Linked DNA regions of Homo sapiens: region 1 is linked to region 2. The links are chromatin loops, found by intact Hi-C in ENCODE. Cell type or tissue: Caco-2. All regions are shown on one strand. Links, peaks and the distances in the headings refer to the core of each region. The heading gives the core; the rest is flanking DNA.

What was found. A loop is a pair of places that touch in the nucleus more often than their neighbours do. Peaks named below come from ENCODE experiments on the same cell type or tissue, not always from the same donor. Only the 100,000 strongest peaks of a DNase experiment are listed, where the experiment ranks them.
Region 1: it touches region 2 in a loop (12-fold over the local background); 3 of 110 quality-filtered maps call a loop at or near these places.

Annotation. Positions count from the first base shown.
Region 1 is chr14:73,974,345-73,983,682 of GRCh38, reverse strand. ENTPD5 (ectonucleoside triphosphate diphosphohydrolase 5 (inactive)) reads left to right here. Exons shown (of 16, transcript NM_001249.5): 6 at 522-665; 7 at 6,309-6,384; 8 at 6,624-6,659; 9 at 7,271-7,359; 10 at 7,668-7,747; 11 at 8,698-8,759. Among named protein-coding and RNA genes, the nearest start is that of COQ6, 29 kb to the right of the region's middle. In Caco-2, for the core only: no CTCF peak of the experiment used is centred there; no DNase peak of the experiment used is centred there.
Region 2 is chr14:74,022,561-74,031,709 of GRCh38, reverse strand. It overlaps BBOF1 (basal body orientation factor 1), which reads right to left. Exons shown (of 12, transcript NM_025057.3): 2 at 8,566-8,794; 3 at 2,461-2,526. Among named protein-coding and RNA genes, the nearest start is that of BBOF1, 7.8 kb to the right of the region's middle. In Caco-2, for the core only: no CTCF peak of the experiment used is centred there; a DNase peak (open chromatin) is centred at 3,369.

The sequences.
Region 1 (9,338 bases), core at 404-8,403, 48 kb after region 2:
TAATAATTTTTTATTAGGACTGTCAAAATGAAATGGATTCTCCTTTTTTTTTTTTTTTTGAGATGGAGTGTCACTCTGTTGCGCAGGCTGTAGTGCAGTGGCATAGGCTTGACTCACTGCAACCTCTGCCTCCCAGGTTCAAGCAATGCTCTTGCCTCAGCCTCCCGAGTAGCTGAGACTACAGGTGTGTGCCACCATGCCTGGCTTATTTTTGTATTTTTTAGTGGAGATGGGGTTTCACCATGTTGGTCAGGCTGATCTCAAACTCCTGACCTCAAATGATCCACCCACCTTGGCCTCCCAAAGTTCTGGGATTACAGGTGTGAGACACCACTGCGCCTGGCCTGGATTCTCCTTCAAAGCGGCCCACTTCTCTAGGTTTCTCCTGCTACAGAGCAGAGAGAGGTTGGAGCCCTATGCCACCTCCCTCTTCTTGCTCCCACAAAGTATGTTGACAGAATAGACCAGTGCCAGCCACTAAATGGATCGTTCATCAGATGAACGGGTTATCTCTTTTGAAGGGTGCTGAGACCGTTCAAGGGCTCTTAGAGGTGGCCAAAGACTCAATCCCCCGAAGTCACTGGAAAAAGACCCCAGTGGTCCTAAAGGCAACAGCAGGACTACGCTTACTGCCAGAACACAAAGCCAAGGCTCTGCTCTTTGAGGTAAGTTTTAAAACTGCATCTTGGATCATTCTGCCCTTTTCCCTATATGAATACTTTATGAGTTTTTAGCCTTTTGGAATGTGACCACTACCTTCAGTATTCCACCACTGCCAAAGCATTGTGATGACTCTGACCACTTGTTATAGCTAGTTGTTTACATTTTTAACTATCACTCTTAAATGTATAGAGCTTTTCCTAAAAAATTTAAAGTACTTTCTATCTAGGATATTCTTCATTCTTTTTATTTTTATTTTTATTTTTTGAGATGGAGTCTCACTCTGTCACCCAGGCTGGAGTGCAGTGGCGCCATCTTGGCTCACTGCAAGCTCCACCTCCCAGGTTAATGCCATTCTCCTGCCTCAGCCTCCGGAGTAGCTGGGACTACAGGCACCTGCCACCACACCCGACTAATTTTTTGTATTTTTAGTAGAGACGGGGTTTCACTGCGTTAGCCAGGATGGTCTCGATCTCCTGACCTCGTGATCTGCCCGCCTCAGCCTCCCAAAGTGCTGGAATTACAGGCATGAGCTGCTGCACCTGGCTGATATTCTTCATTCTTTTAGATTTTTAAAGCAGAATCAGAAGTCGTTTCTAATCAACTTTATTAAGATAAACTTACATACAATAAAATATATCTATTTTAGGCTGGGCACGGTGGCTCACACCTGTAATCCCAGCACTTTGGGAGGCTGAGGCAGGTGGATTGCCTGAGGTCAGGAGTTTGAGACCAGCCTGGCTAACATGGTGAAACCTCATCTCTACTAAAAATACAAAAATTAGCTGGGCATTGTGGCGCACGCCTGTAGTCCCAGCTACTCAGGAGGCTGAGGCAGGAGAATCGCTTCAACCCAGGAAGCAGAGGTTCCACTAAGCTGAGATCACACCACTGCACTCCAGCCTGCGCAACAGAGCGAGACTGCATCTCAAAAAACAAACAAACAAAAAATTATATATTTTAGGTGTACAGTTAAATGAGTTTTGACAAGAAATAGAAATTTCCTCATGCTCTTTTATAGTGAGTTTCCCTCACCCCTGAAACCAACCAATCACTAATTTGCTTCCTGTCACTATAAGTTTTGCTTATTCTTTTCATATAAATGGAATTATACAGTTTTTATTTTTATTTTTGTATATCTGGCTTTTTTCCTCTCAGCATAAAGTTTTTGAGAAGAATAATGGAACTTTAAAGTTTGATTTTTTTTTTTTTTTTGGAAACAGAGTCTCACTCTGTCTTCCAAGCTTGAGTGCAGTGGCACGATCTTGGCTCACTGCAACCTCCACCTCCCAGGTTCAAGCAATCCTCCTGCCTTAGCCTCCCAGTTAACTGAGATTACAGTTATGTGCCACCACACCCGGCTAATTTTTATAAATTTTTTTGTAGACATAGGGTTTCACCATGTTGCCCAGGCTTGGTTTCAAACTCCTGAGCTCAGGCAGTCCACCTTCCTTGGCCTCCCAAAGTGCTAGGATTATAGGAACAGGCATGAGCCACCACGCCTGGTGAAGTCATATATATATATATACATTTTTTTTTTCTGTTACCCAGACTGGAGTGCAGTGGCACAATGTTGGCTCACTGCAACCTCCGCCTCCCAGGTTCAAGCAATTCTTCTGCCACAGCCTCCAGAGTAGTTGGGATTATAGGCATGCACCACCACGCCTGGCTAATTTTTGTATTTTTAATGGAGACAGGGTTTCACCATGTTGGCCAGGCTGGTCTCAAACTCCTGGCCTCAAACTCCACCCACCCCGGCTTCCCAAAGTGCTGGGATTACAGACGTGAGCCACTGCACCCGGCCCTAAGTCATATATTTCAACTCCCTTCTTATTCAGATCAAAAATTTAAGTATAGAGAGTTTTGTTAAATTCAGTATTTTTATTTTTATTCTTATTTATTTATTTATTTATTTATTTTTTGAGAGGCGGAGACTTGCTCTGTCGCCCAGGCTGGAGTGCAGTAGTGCGACCTCAGGTCACTACAACCTCTGCCTCCCAGATTCAAGCGATTCTCCTGCCTCAGCTTCCCGAGTAGCTGGGACTACAGGCGTGCGCCACCACTCCCAGCTAATTTTTGTATATTTTAGTAGAGATGGGGTTTCGCCATGTTGGTCAGGCTGGTCTCAAACTCCTGACCTAAGGTGATCTGCCCGCCTCAGCCTCCCAAAGTACTGGGATTACAGGCATGAGCCATTGTGCCCAGCCAAACTCAGTATTTTTAAATTTTATTGTATATATTTGTTATGCAATAAACATGTAAGTTAATAAAATTTAAATTTCATGTTGTGAAGAATATAAGCAGAATCTCATTATAACAAAAAATCAGGCTCGGTGCAGTGGCTCATGCCTGTAATCTCAACATTTTGGGAGGCCAAAGCAGGAGGATTGCTTGAGGCCAGGAATTTGAGACCAGTCCAGACAACAAAGCAAGACCCCTATTTCTACAAAAAAAATTAAGTCCCGGTGTGGTAGCTCATGCCCAAAATCCCAGCTCTATGGGAGGCCAAGGCGGGCAGATCACCTGAGGTCAGGAGTTTGAGACCAGCCTGGCCAACATGGTGAAACCCCGTCTCTACTGAAAATACAAAAATTAGCTGGGCATGGTGGCTCACGCCTGTTGGTCAACTACTCAGGAGGCTAAGGCAGGAGAATTGCTTGAACTTGGGAGGCGGAGCTTGCAGTGAGCCGAGATCACGCCACTGCACTCCAGCCTGGGCAACAGAGCGAGACTCTGTCTCAAAAAAAAAAAAAGATTGAAACTGAAAATCATAGTAGGCCAGGCGCGGTGGCTCATGCCTGTAATCCCAACACTTTGGGAGGCCGAGGCGGGCGGATCACCTGAGGTCAGGAGTTCAAGACCAGCCTGGCCAACATGGTGAAACCCTGTCTCTAATAAAAATACAAAAATTAGCTGGGCATGGTGGCAGGCATCTGTAATCCCAGCTACTGGGGAGGCTGAGGCAGGAGAATTACTTGAACCTGGGAGGCAGAGGTTGCAGTGAACCAAGATCGTGCCATTGCACTCCAGCCTGGGTGACAAGAGTGAAACTCTGTCTCAAAAAAAAAAAAAAAAAAAATCATGGCAAAAAAGGACTCTGTATTACAGGCCCTAAATCCATTTTCCTTTGACTGTCAGTACAGAGGACTTAAGTCACTTATCCAAGGATGAGCAGCCTAATATGTCTCTGTGAGAACCTGAATCCTGATTCCTGATTTATTCCTCATTTATTCAACATAAGAGTGCTTACTGGGCCAGGTGCAGTGGCTTACGCCTGTAATCCCAGCACTTTGGGAGGCCAAGGCGGGTGGATCACGAGGTTAGGAGATCGAGACCATCCTGGCTAACACGGTGAAACCCCGTCTCTACTAAAAATACACAAAATTAGCCAGGCGTGGTGGTAGGCACCTGTAGTCCCAGCTACTCGGGAGGCTGAGGCAGGAGAATGGTGTGAACCCGGGAGGCAGAGGCTGCAGTGAGCTGAGATGGCGCCACTGCACTCCAGCCTGGGTGACAGAGCAAGATTCTGTCTCAAAAAAAAAAAAAAAAAGTGCTTACTATGTACTGGGTACTGGTGAAGTTACTGGAATACATTCAGCAGGGAACCAAAAATACAAAAATGGTCTTTGCACTCCTGTAGCTTACATTCTACTTCAGGAAGACAGAAAATAAACATCTGAACAAGTCAAAAGAAAGTTATGTTAGGTTCTGCAGGTGCTATGGAGGGAAAAAAAAAAAGCAGGGAAAGGCAGGTAGGGAATCTGTTGATAGTGTGGGGGAAATGCTATTTTAAATAGGACAGTCAGGGAAGAAGTCTTTGATAAAATTCAGTTGATCAGAGATCTTAGGGGGATGAAGAAGCAAGTTACACAAGACATTTGTGGGAAGAATATTCCAGGCTAAAGAAACAGCAGGTGCAAAGGCCAGAGGCAGGTATGTGCTTGGTATGTTAGGAACAGCATCCAGGAGGTCAGCATAGCTGGAGAGGAAAGAGCGATATGAGAGGTAAGGAGGCGGTAACCTCAGAGAGGCAGGGTTAAGGGGTGTTTATCATGTAGGATCTCAAATGCCAGTGTAATCACTTTGGCTTTTTCTTTTTCTTTTTTCTTTTTGAGACTGAATTTTGCTCTTGTTGCCCAGGACGGAGTGCAATGGCGCTATCTCTGTTCACTGCAACCTCCACCTCCTGGGTTCAAGTGATTCTTCTGCCTCAGCCACCCAAGTAGCTAGGATTACAGGCATGCGCCATCATGCCCGGCTAATATTCTATTTTTAGTATAGATGGGTTTTCACCATGTTGGTCAGGCTGGTCTCAAACTCCTGACTTCAGGTGATCCGCCCGCACTTTGGCTTTTTCTATAAGAAGGAAGCCACTGGAAGGTTTTTTGTTTTTTGGCGTTTTGTTTTGTTTTGTTTTGTTTGAGACAGAGTCTCACTCTTGTTACCCAGGCTAGAGTGCAATGGCGCGATCTCGGCTCACTGCAACCTCCACCTCCTGGGTTCAAGCGATTCTCCTACCTCAGCCTCCCAGGTAGCTGGGATTACAGGTGCCCACCACCATGCTAATTTTTTTGTATTTTTAGTAGAGATGGGGTTTCATCATGTTGGCCAGGCCGGTCTCGAACTCCTGACCTCAGGTGATCCACCTGCCTCGGCCTCCAAAAGTGCTGGGATGAGAGGTATGAGCCACCATGCCCGGCTGCCACTGGAAGGTTTTGAGCCAAGGAAACACATGATTTGACGTCCATTTTTAAAGCACCGTTCTGGCTGCTGTTTTGAGAACAAACTGTAGGATGGGGGAGAAAAGTGGAGAAGGCAAGAGCAGAAGCTCTCTTGCTGTGCTTCATCCTGTTCACTTATCTGTCTTTAAAAGTTTGTTTATATATAACTTAACTGGTTTTTCCTGGTTGAAACAGGATCCAGAGGTCATTATGTGGTATGTTTCATCCATCAGAAATGAGAACAGCAAACAGACTAGCGTTCTTCCTATCCTATTTGGAGAATTCTTTTTTCTTTCCCTTGATAATTATATAAACATAAGACATTAACACCCATATCAATGGTCTGTATTATGGAGAGGCAAGATGTTTTTGCAAGATCGTCATTCCCATCTCCTGAAACAGGATTCCTTAAGTCTAGATCTGGAGTCTCCCCATGCTCTAGAGACCCTAGCCATGTGCCAGAATCTGACAGGAGCTGGTAGCAGAGTACCTCAGCCCTTAGGTGTGAACTTCACCACAGCAGGTTCATGTCAGCTCATCTAAGGAATGGAGTGGGAAGGCTCCTCCTAGTTTCCAGTGTATGTCCAGGTAGAGTTTATCAGGTTTAAAAAGTTACAGGATCCTGATTTGAGCTGGCAGGGTTAAATATATGCCTTTCCATAGGTCCAGTTCACCTATACATTTAGATGGTTTGGTTTAGCTTTACTTAAAGTCAAAGGAATCTCTGTGTTTGTGTTTTTGCAAGAAACTGGTAATGGCTTGCCTAGTTTCTTCTCTAGTTTCTTAGGGCAAAGGAATGAGTTTTGCCAAAATTTTATCTAGGAAAAATGGAGTAGTTTTCTAAGTCTTACAGGACACTGTCAAAATATGGAAATCTATTTTATTGCCTTAGGGAATTCTTTTTTTTTTTTTTTCCTTTTTCTCTAGGTAAAGGAGATCTTCAGGAAGTCACCTTTCCTGGTACCAAAGGGCAGTGTTAGCATCATGGATGGATCCGACGAAGGTGGGAGAGGTGTTGATATGCGTTCCAGGGGGAGAGGGGCAGGATCAGTGAAAGATCTAACTAAAGGAACTGGGGCCAGGAATAAACAGAAGGAATGAGATAGCAGGAAATAGAAGACAGGGAGAAGGGAACATGTGCTCTAGACATGGAATTTAGAGAGGAAAAAAAAAAAACAAGGTTGGGGCCAGGAAAGAGAAAAAATGCTCTGGGATCTAATCCTTGTCTTTCTTTCTTTTTAGGCATATTAGCTTGGGTTACTGTGAATTTTCTGACAGGTAATACATCCTCAAGTTTATCTTTAGAGCTTAACTAGCTTTTACATGCATAGTCAGAGGAGTAAAAGCCTTTTCTTTCATTCTGTATTGTTTCTTCTTCTTTAAAAAAGGAAAAGAGGCTGGGTGTGGCAGTTCATGCCTGTTAATTCCAGCGCTTTGGGAGGCTGAGTTGGGCAGATCACTTGAGGCCAGGAGTTCAAGACCAGCCTGGCCAACATGGCGAAACTCCGTCTCTACCAAAAATACAAAAATAGCTGGGCATGGTGGTGTGTACCTGTAGTCCCAGCTACTCAGGAGGCTGGAGAATCACTTGAACCCAGGAGGCAGAGGTTGCAGTGAGCTGAGAGCCGAGATTGCGCCACTGCACTCCAGGCTGGATGATAGAGCAAGACTCTGTCTCCAAAAAGGCCTTCCAAAAAAAAAAAAAACACCTGCCTTGAAGGCCTCTGCTGCAACAAGAGTCCTTCCGAGTTGACATTCACCTGCAGCCTTGGGGCTGGGGAGCAGTGGAGTATGTATGGAATACCTTCAGTGTATGATAAGAGCAAGAGAGACAAGTGTTGGGCTGCCCAGGATGTCGAGGCTATTTAGAGCTGGCTCTCATTTGACAGGTCAGCTGCATGGCCACAGACAGGAGACTGTGGGGACCTTGGACCTAGGGGGAGCCTCCACCCAAATCACGTTCCTGCCCCAGTTTGAGGTGAGTCATTTAATGAAGATCTGGTTAGAAGTGCACTTGGCAGGCGTATCATGGTGCCAAGAAAGAGGCGCCCCATTTTCAGCCAGCAGCTCTACCACGCTTAGGCAGAGTCAAGTCAATTAATAACTAGGTGAATGTTCCCTTGCCATCTCACTGTTCAGAATCCCTTCGTTTCCTCAAGCCTAGTGAGATTAGCCCCTTAATCTGTCTTCATCTCTGATTTTTTGCTGGGAGGGACGGGTGGTGGTGTGAACATCTTCAGGTAATTACAGATCCTGAATAGTCTTTTTGCTTTTTCTGATTTGCAGAAAACTCTGGAACAAACTCCTAGGGGCTACCTCACTTCCTTTGAGATGTTTAACAGCACTTATAAGCTCTATACACATAGGTGAGGACGGGGACAGGGAAGAAGAATATTTCATGTTGTATGATTCTCCTAACTTTCCAAAGCATTCTCAAATCTGTTATTGTATCTGATTAGCAAAAACAAAGTCTGTGCCAATTCCCTAAGGCCTATCAACTGAAACCCGGTCCACTTACAAAGCCGGAGGAGCCTAAGAGGCTTCTCCATTCTTGGCCTCAAAAGCATTAATATATGACTTAAGAGTCAAAAGTTTTCGGCTGGGTGCAGTGGCTTCATGCCTGTAATCCCTGCACTTTGGGAGGCCGAGGTGGGTGGGTCACCTGAGGTCAGGCGTTTGAGACCAGCCTGGCAAACATGGTGAAACCCCGTCTCTACTAAAATACAAAAATTAGCTGGATATGACAGCGCACACCTGTAATCCTAGCTATTCAGGAGGCTGAGGCAGGAGAATCATTTGAACCCTGGAGGCGGAGATTGCAGTGAGCCGAGATCACACCACTGCACTTCAGCCGGAGCGACAGAGCAAGACTCAGTCTCAAAAAAAAAAAAAAAAAAAGAATCAAAAGCTTTCTGTAGGGAGAGGACACTTCAAGAAGGCTCAGGCAAAGCTCCTTGCCAGCTCCTTTGAGCTGGCCTTCAGAGGTTCAGAATCCAGCCTGGAATGTGATCCCAGTTGGGGCTAGGAGCTAAGCTAAAGAGAGCTTTTCTGGGAATGGTTCCTAGTGTGGGACCCTAGGAATTGTCACTGTCTCTGGCCTTTGAATGATAACTGTGGGGAATTCTTACTGCATAGCCTTGATCCAAACTGTGCAGAAATTACCCCTTGTTGACCACAGGAGATGAATATGTCACAGACAGAACAAGGTTTTCATCTTTCCAGAGGGACACAGGAACAATGTTACTTTTGAAAGAGGTAGCTTTAGGCTAGAGAACTTCAGGACCAGCATGAAATTAGTCAATCCTGTATTTTACAGTTACCTGGGATTTGGATTGAAAGCTGCAAGACTAGCAACCCTGGGAGCCCTGGAGACAGAAGGTTTGTCTGGGTACCTGTGCTGGGGGGGGATGGTGAGGGTGACACAGATACTCCGCTTGCTTCTTCCCTTCCTTGATAGCCATTCTATGAAGGAAAAGATTATGTTGAATTGGGAGGCAAATGTTGTATAATGGACCTAATAATGGCAAACTCCTTTTCTAGTTTATAAGTTCAGAAGTTTTGATGTATATTATTAGCCATTTTTAGAATGAGGTCTACTTGTTCAGGGGTAACAGCCTATGTCTAGGCAGCTGAAGTGTCTGCAGAAATCCCAGGCTTTACGAATACATTCAGCAGGAGCTTGCTCAAGCCCTGAGCTTTACATTGGAGGCACAGGAAGCAGAGTCTGTTCTACATGCAGGTGGAACAACAGAGTAACTCCATTGATCTCTTCACAGGTCAGGCAGAACTGGGTTCAGTCCCAGTGTTGTGATATGAGGCAAGTAACCTATCTGTGCCCCTTTCCTCACATTAAATGAGAATTTGCATTTAAGGCACTTTGTACAGTAATCTGTTATTGGGATGACATCTATTTTGCATTTCAGAGTATACAAAACATCTTCAAGTATATTTAATTGA
Region 2 (9,149 bases), core at 218-8,217:
CCATGATGGGATTGGTGAAGAAAGAGATGGAAAAACCAGAGCTTTCTCTCTCTGTCAAAAGTAAGGATCCAGCAGGAAGCGGCCATCTGTGAACCAGAAGAATGGCCTCCACCAAGAACTCAACCATGCTAGCACCCTGACCTTCTAGCCTCCAGAATGATGAGAGATACATGTTTGTTGTTTGAGCACCTCAGTCTATGGTATTCTGTCATAATAGCCTGAACTAAGACAGGGACCATTTGAATAAACTATGATATATCCACACAATAATCATCACACAGCTATAAAAGGGAATGATGCCAGGCGTGGTGGCCTACACCTATAATTCCAACACTTTGGGAGGCCAAGCTGGAAGGATCGCTTAAGGCCAGGAGTTCAAGATCAGCCTGGGTAACACAGGGAGACCCCATCTCTACAAAAAATACAAAAATTTGCCAGGTGTAGTGGTACTCGCCTACAGTTCCAGCTACTCCGGAGGCTGGGTGGGAGGATCCCTTGAACCCAATAGTTTGAGGTTACAGTGAGCCATGATTGTGCCACTGCACTCCAGCTTGGGCAACAGAGGGAGACCCTGTCTCAAAAAAAAAAAAGAAAAGAAAAGAAAAAGGGAATGTCTCTACATACTGCTATGGAGTGATCACCAAGGCATACTGTTAAATAAAAAAAGCAGGTGCAGGTTTATGTATATTGCATGCTACCTTTTATCTAAGAAAGATTTTATATATAACCTATATATATAAAATCTCCTTATATATAATCTCTCTCTCTCTATATATATATATATATATGTTTATGACTTTTTTTTAGCTTTTCTGATAAGGAAACAATTTTTTAAGCAACCTTTTTTTTTAAAGAGAGGATAAAACACAAAATAAATAAAATGGTTTTCTACAGGGAGAGGGAGAAGACAGTGTGGAAAAGACATGGATAGGAGTTGGATTTCTCAGCACTTTGGGAGGCCAAGGCGGGCGGATCATGAGGTCAGGAGATCGAGAGACCATCCTGGCTAACACAGTGAAATCCCGTCTCTACTAAAAATACAAAAAATTAGCCGGGCATGATGGTAGGTGCCTGTAGTCCCAGCTACTCGAGAGGCTGAGGCAGGAGAATGGTGTGAACCCAATAGATGGAGCTTGCAGTGAGCAGAGATTGCGCCACTGCACTCCAGCCTGGGCGACAGAGCGAGACTCCATCTAAAAAAAAAAGTTGGATTTCTCGACGTGCAACTTGTTTTACAGACTTTAGAACCATGTAAATATTTTACTTAATTTTATAGGCAAAACTAATTTTTTAAAAAGCAACCTCTAAAAAAATTAAATTAAAAAATAAAAATAAATAAATAAAAAGCAACCTCTAAGTCAGGTGTGGTGGTGTATGCCTGTAGTCTTAGCTACTCGGGAGGCTGAGGCAAGGAGAACTGCTTGAGGTCAGAAGTTGAAGACCAGCCTGGGCAATATAGCAAAACTCCCATATCTAAAAAAATTAAATAAATACAGTAGAATGAAAAAATAAAAAGCAACCTCTAAAAATCAAAAGCAAAATGTGTTGTTGAGTTGGTGGCATAACCTCATAGAAAAGAATTTCAAATGGTTCTTAAGCCTTGCAATTTTATCATAGATCCTTACTGGTATATATCCTAAGGGAGAAAAATGCCCCCCAAAATCTTAAACTGTTTTCAGCAATTTATTTTTGGTGGTAATATTAGCATTCTGAGATTGATATATTGGGGTTTACGCAACTAGGTAATTATATTGGTATCAGTAAGAATAAGGACTTTTGGCAAGGGATAAAGGAGATACAGATAAAGTTAAGTAAAAATTCTATATTCCTGCATGTAAACTGAAAGTATTAGTATAGAGTCATGATCTATTTTAATATTTTAAAAACGTGTATCTCCTAGCTCCATCCACTGAAAAGCATTAGAAACAATAACAAATTCAGTATCAGGAAGCAATCTTAATATTATATGGTTTTTTACAATAACTTATTTTTATAATATGTTGTTTTTAAACTTTTTTTTTTTTTTTGAGATGAAGTTTCACTCTTGTCACCCAGGCTGGAGTGCAATGGTGCGATCTTGGCTCACTGCAACTTCTGCCTCCCAGGTTCAAGCAATTCTCCTGTCTCAGCCTCCCGAGTAGCTGGGATTATAAGCATGCACCACCATGCCTGGCTAATTTTTAAATTTTTAGTAGTGACAAGGTTTCACCATGTTGGCCAGGCTGATCTCGAACTCCTGACCTCAGGTGATCCGCCGCCTCAGCATCCCAAAGTGTTGGGATTACAGGCATGAGCCATCATGCCCAGCCTGGTTTTTTGAATTTCTATACAATCAAGCTTTAAGGTCATTAGCCTGCCCAGAGAACTTACTCACTCACTGTCATTGGGTCTTAAATACCTGAGCTTGCCAGAAACCTGACCATCCAGTAAGTGGAGTATTAGTACACATAGATAACTCACCAATTTATCCTTCTCCTCTTGGGCTTTTTCCTTTGTTTCATTTAATTGCTGTTTCAGTTTTTCAATCTGTTGAAAATCAAAATACAGGGTCATGAAGATAAAGAAACTGCTCTATGTCTACCTTTATTAAGTAGACTAGTTTCACACAATACTAAAACCAATATGGCAAAAGAGGTGAGTGAGGTGGAAAGAGAAGAGGGGACAGGAAATTTCCCATACCTTCAACCTGCTATTGCCAGTTTCTAAAACCTGGCTATCATCAGAAGTACCTGGTCAACTTTTGTGTGTGTGTGTGTGTGTGGTTAAAAATAAAAGCAACATTAATACCAGCCTGACCAACATGGAGAAACCCCTTCTCTACTAAAACTATGAAATTAGCCAGGCGTGGTGGCACATGCCTGTAATCCCAGCTACTCAGGAGGCTGAGGCAGGAGAATCACTTGAACCTGGGAGGCAGAGGTTGCAGTGAGCCGAGATGGCGTCATTGCACTCCAGCCCGGGTGACAGAGCAAGACTCTGTCTAAAAAAAAAAAAAAAATAGAGATGGAGTCTTGCCATGTTGCTCAGGCTGGTCTCAAAGTCATGGGCTCAAGTGATCCCCCTGCCTTGGCCTAAGTGCTGGGATTATAGGTGTGAGCCATAGCGCCTAGCCAAGATGAGTTTCAAGAAGAGTACAAAAAATTCCCATACTATTCACCCATATACATTAATTTTGCCGCATTTGCTTTCCCTCTATTTGTGTGTGTGTGTGTGTGTGTGTGTGTGTGTGTGTGTGTGTGTGTATTTCTTTAGTGGTAAAGGGTAATGTCAATTTCAAGATGACCTTTTACCCCAGAAGACTTCAGTATCTATTTCCTTATTTGTTTTTCTTTCTTTTTTTTGAGACAGAGTCTCACTCTGTCGCCCAGGCTGGACTGCAGTGGTGCAATCTTGGCTCACAGCAACCTATGCCTCCTGGGCTAAAGCAATTCTCCTGCCTCTGCCTCCCAAGTACCTGGGACTATAGGCATGCGCCACCACACTTGGCTAATTTTTTGTATTTTTTGTAGAGACAGGGTTTCACCATGTTGGCCAGGCTGGTCTCGAACTTCTGACCTCAGGTGATCCACCAGCCTCAGCCTCCCAAAGTGCTGGGATTACAGGCATGAGCCACTGTGCCTGGCCTTTCAGTATCTATTTTTGAAGAAAAAGGGCATTCCCTTTTACAAGCACTATAAAATTATAAAGATCAGGAAGTCTAACATTAATATACTACTATGTAATATATACTCTATATTTAAATTCTGCTACAATTATCCCAATAATGTCCTTTATTGCAATTTTTTATTTTTCTTGTCTACAATACAACCCTTGATCATGCGTTGCATTTATCTGTCATGTGTCTTAGTCCCCTTTAATCTGGAACAGTTTCTTGGTCTTTGTTTTTAAATTGACTTTTTAAAAAGAATACTGGCCAGGGTTGGGCTTAGCTGATGCTTCTTCATGAGTAGATTCAGGTTGTATGTTTTTGGTAGGTTATATATAGTACCTAAGTGATGATGTATCCTTTTCAGTACATCACATCATTAGGTGATTGATGCTAATTTTAACCAGTTGGTTAAGGTTGTGTCTGCCCACTTTCTCCACCTAAAAGTTATTATTTTTTCTTCTGTGATTATTAAGTAATTTGTGGTACAATCTTTTGAGACTATGCAATTATCCTCCTCATCAAACTTTCACCCAGTAGGTTTTAGCATCCATTGATGATTCTTGACTGATTCAGTTATTACTGTGATGCCAAATGGTGATTTTTCTAACTCCATCACTCCTTGGAAATTTATTAATTGGCATTCTTCTGCAAAAAAAAAAAAAAAAAAAAAAAAAAGCTGGGCGAGGTGGCTCATGGCTGTAATCCCAACACTTTGGGAAGCTGAGGCGGGTAGATCACCTGAGGTCAGGAGTTCGAGACCAACCTGGCCAGCACAGTGAAACCCCGTCTTTACTACAAACACAAAAATTAGCCAGGCGGGGTGGTGGCACAACTGTAGTCTCAGCTACTCAGGATGCTGAGGCAGGAGAATCCTTTGCAGTGATCCTTTGAGGTTGCAGTGAGCCAAGATCGCACCACTGCACTCCAGCCTGGGTGACAGAGCGAGACTCTGTCTCAAAAAAAAAAAAAAAAAAAAAAGGCTTCCTTTCTCCCTTATTTATTCATGTATGTGTTTATTAGTAGTACACACTCGTGGATTTTTATTTCATTCAATAGGTTATAATCTATTACTGTTGTTATTTATTAGGTCAGTGCAAAAGCAACTGCAGTTTTTGCCATTTTTTTTTTTTCCTTTTGAGATGGAGTCTCACTCTGTCCCTGAGGGTGGAGTGCAGTGGCGCAATCTCAGCTCACTGCAACCTCCACCTCCTGGGTTCAAGCGATTCTCCTGTCTCAGCTTCCTGAGTAGCTGGGATTACAGGTGCACACTACCACACCCGGCTAATTTTTGTATTTTTAGTAGAGACAGGGTTCTGCCATGTTGGCCAGTCTAGTCTTGAACTCCTGACCTCAGGTGATCTGCCCACCTCGGCCTCCCAAAGTTCTGGGATTACAGGTGTGAGCCACTGCACCCAGCCATTTTTGCTATTATTTATTAGGTTGGTGCAAAAGCAATTGTGGTTTTTGCCATTCTTTTAATGCACCAACCTAATATTTTGATTGTCCCAGATTTGGCCAATGGAAGCCCCTTCAAACAAGGCCATGTCCTTTAAAATTTTTTATTTTCTGGCACAATAACATATTCCAGACTCTTTTTTTTTTTTTTTTTTTTTTTTGAGATGGAGTTTCACTCTTGTTGCCCAGGCTGGAGTGCAAAATGGCATGATCTTGGCTCACTGCAACCTCCGCCTCCTGTGTTCAAATGATTCTCCTGCCTCAGCCTCCTGAGTAGCTGGAATTACAGGTGCCCACCACCACACCTGGCTAATTTTTGTATTTTCAGTAGAGATGGGGTTTCGTCATGTTGGCCAGGCTGGTCTCAAACTGCTGACCTCAGTAATCCACCCGCCTTGGACTCCCAAAGTGCTGGGATTACAGGCATGAGCCACCGCCCCCAGTCTCTCTCTTTTTTTTTTTTTTGAGACAGAGTCTCACTCTGTTGCCCAGGCTTGACTGCAGTGGCACAATCTTGGCTCACTGCAACCTCTGCCACCTGGGTTCAAGCAATTCTCGTGCCTCAACCTCCCAAGCAGCTGGGACTGCAGACACGCACCACCATGCCTAGCTAATTCTTTGTATTTCTAGTAGAGATGGGGTTTCACTCTGTTGGCCAGGATGGTCTCAAACTCCTGGCCTCATGTGATGCACCCCCCCCACCCCGCCACTCAGCCTCCCAAAGTGCTGGGATTACAGGCATGGGCCACCATGAACAGCCCAGCCTCATGTTTTATATTCCCTGTTCCAGTCCTGAAATCAACCATTTCTCCAAGGAATGCTGGTTTGTTTTAGAAGGGAATCTGAGTAGCTTTTTAAACTAAAGACTTGTTGACATGGTTGTTGACACAAGTGAGATACTATGTACAATGTTTTAGACCACCTTAGGAAAAAATCTAGATATTCTAAAAAATAAACTGGGACAATCCTAAATCACATAAAACTGGTGTGACATTTAATGAGATTATTCTGTGATTAATTCAGTACAGCATTAAATTCTCTTAAGGGGAATCTCCTAATTTTGTTCATAATAAAATAGTTTTCAAAACACATTTCATTTCTATTATTTCTATAATTAACATGACTATAAACAGTTTAAACAAAGTTTAACAACATAACATTTTTCTAGTATATAGCAAAATGAGTAACAAAACTATGGGAAAGCTAGTTAATGAGGATATATTTAGTCTACTTTGTTTCTTCCTCCCAAGGTTGTTTCTTTTGGTTTAATGGCAATCCATGATTATAAAAATTACCCACCTGTTACTGCCAGATGCTGCCCTTTGATATAAGGAGGCAGATGAGAATCAGGAAGTACAAGTGATACTGATGTAGACCAATAACAATGAGCTATTACAAGCCACAAAACAAAGCATCTAAGTAACACATTTGGAAATTATTTCTATGGTTGACTAAAAAAACTTACTTTAGAACAATACTTTATAGAGGGCAATTTAATAATACCTACTATTAAAAGAGTAATTTTAAAAATAAAAATTGGCCAGGTTTTGTGGCTCATGCATGTAATCCCAACACTTTGGGAGGGTGAGGTGGGCGGATCACTCAAGGCCAGGAGTTCCAGATCAGCCTGGCCAACAACATGCCAAAACCCCGTCCCTACTAAAAATACAAAAAATAAAATAAAATAAAGATAGAAATTTCTGGACCAGGTGCTATTGCTCATGCCTGTAATGTCAGCACTTTGGGAGGCTAAGTTGGGAGGATTTCTTGAGCCCAGGAGTTCGAGGCTAGCCTGGGCGACATGGCGAAATCCCATCTCCACAAAAACTACAAAAAAATCAGCCAGGCATGGTGGCTCATGCTTGCAATCCCAGCACTTTGGGAGGCCAACGCGGGTGGATCACTTGAGCTCAGGAGTTCAAGACCAGCCTGGGCAACATGGCGAAACCCTGTCTCTACCAAAAATACAAAAAATTAGCCAGGCATGGAGGTGCGTGCCTGTAGTCCCAGCTACTTGGAAGACTGAGGCAGGAGGATCATCTGAGCCCGGATGTCGATCCTGTGGTGAGCCGTGATCATACCACTGCACTCTAGACCAGGCAATAGAGAGAGACCCTGTCTCAAAAATAATAATAAAGTAATAATAATATGAGACAGAGTTTTGCTCTGATGTCCAGGTTGGACTGCCGTGACATGACCATGGCTCACTGCAGCTTCAACTTCCTGGGCTTAAGTGATCCTCCCGCCTTAGCCTCCCGAGTAGCTGGGACTACAGGTGCACACTGCCACGCCTGGCTATTTTTTACTTTGTGTAGAGACTGGGTCTTGCTTTGTTCCCCAGGCTGGTCCTGAACTCCTAAGCTAAGTTATCCTCCAGCCTCTTCCTCCCAAAGTGTTGGGATTATAGGCATGAGCTACCACACCCAGCCTGAATTTCCACTTTTAACACCCACTAGGGGTGTGACTTTGGGCAAGTTACCTGTCCTTTCTGAAAGTCAATTTCTTCATCTGTAATATGGAAATAACAATATTATAGCTACATGGGGTCATAAAAATAATTAAATAGGAGGTTAGTAAAAGAATCAAGAGAGGTAAAGCACCCAGTATAGTACATTGTAGTGGCTCCAAAATGTTAGTTCCCTTCCCTTTTTCTTTTCTTTTCTTTTTTTTTTTTTTTTTTGAGATGGAGTCTCTCGCTCTGTCGCCCAGGCTGCCAGGCTGGAGTGTAATGGTATGATCTCAGCTCGCTGCAACCTCTGCCTCCCGGGTTCAAGCAATTCTCCTGCCTCAGCCTCCCGAGTAGCTGGGACTATAGGCACATGCAGCCATGCCCGGTTAATTTTTTGTATTTTAGTAGAGACGGGGTTTCACTGTGTTGCCCAGGCTGGTCACGAACTCCTGGGCTCAGGCAATCTGCCCACCTCAGCCTCCCAAAGTGGTGGGATTACAGGCGTGAGCCACCACACCCGGCCTCCTTTTTTCTTCCAAATATAAAATGATAGCTTTACTCTCAACACTTTAATAAGGTACAATAAGATACAAGATTCAACTGGCCAAAAATAAAAATAAAGATTCAACTTGCTGGGTTCAGAAAGTTATCATGGATTATCAGTGAACTGCTTTACAAATTTTTAAAACTAAAAATCAGCATCAAAAAATATATAGATCACATACCATGCTCTTATCCTTAAAATAAAGTAGATCATAAAGTTCCCTTATGATCATCAATCTCTGTTTGCTTCAGACAAGAAAACATGCAACAAGGATTGAAAATAAAAGAGAGCCGATAACAGTAAAACCATTCTGAAAAAGTGTCTTGCTTCAAACAGAGTTAAGGTCAATTGAAATGTCTTAAGTATATGTTAAGATTTCAAGGAATTAAAAATCTTTGAAATACATAACCACATCAGCATCACCATAGAGGTAGTTAATGAGGCCAAGGAGGCTTTCTACCTACCTACCATATTATCTTTCTCCTGATCCTGCTTCTTCAGGTAACTTAATACTGACATTATGTCTTTCTCCATTTTACATTGCTTTTTCTTTAAGTCCTCATTACTTTTTGCCAGTATCCGTGAAGTATCACGATACTTAATCCTAGAGAGTTCTGTGACTTCCAACCTGGCCTCCCAAAGGGAGGCATTGGCCTTGGCTCTGTCCACCACAGATTCATCTGTTTTTATTAACTTCCTGCATGGGAAGAGGATATTGACAGTATATGACTATTTATACAACTCTAATATGCAGATAGTATATAACTCTATTATATTACTATTAAATTTTTCTCTTTTTTTATTTGTTTTGCTTGGCATTGCCTGGCACACATGATCAAATATTGTTGGAAGAATAAGTTAATAAGAAATACATATTCACATTTGAAAAAAGAAAAAAAAAGAAATACATATTCACTTGTATTCACATAAGATAATTAAGTAAGTGCCTCTTCCTGGAGGAGGGGAGTCCTGGAGCATAACTCGAAAAGACTGGTAAAACAAAGGGAAAAGACAGGATAAGCCAAACTCATTTCAGAAAGCTTTCATATCTT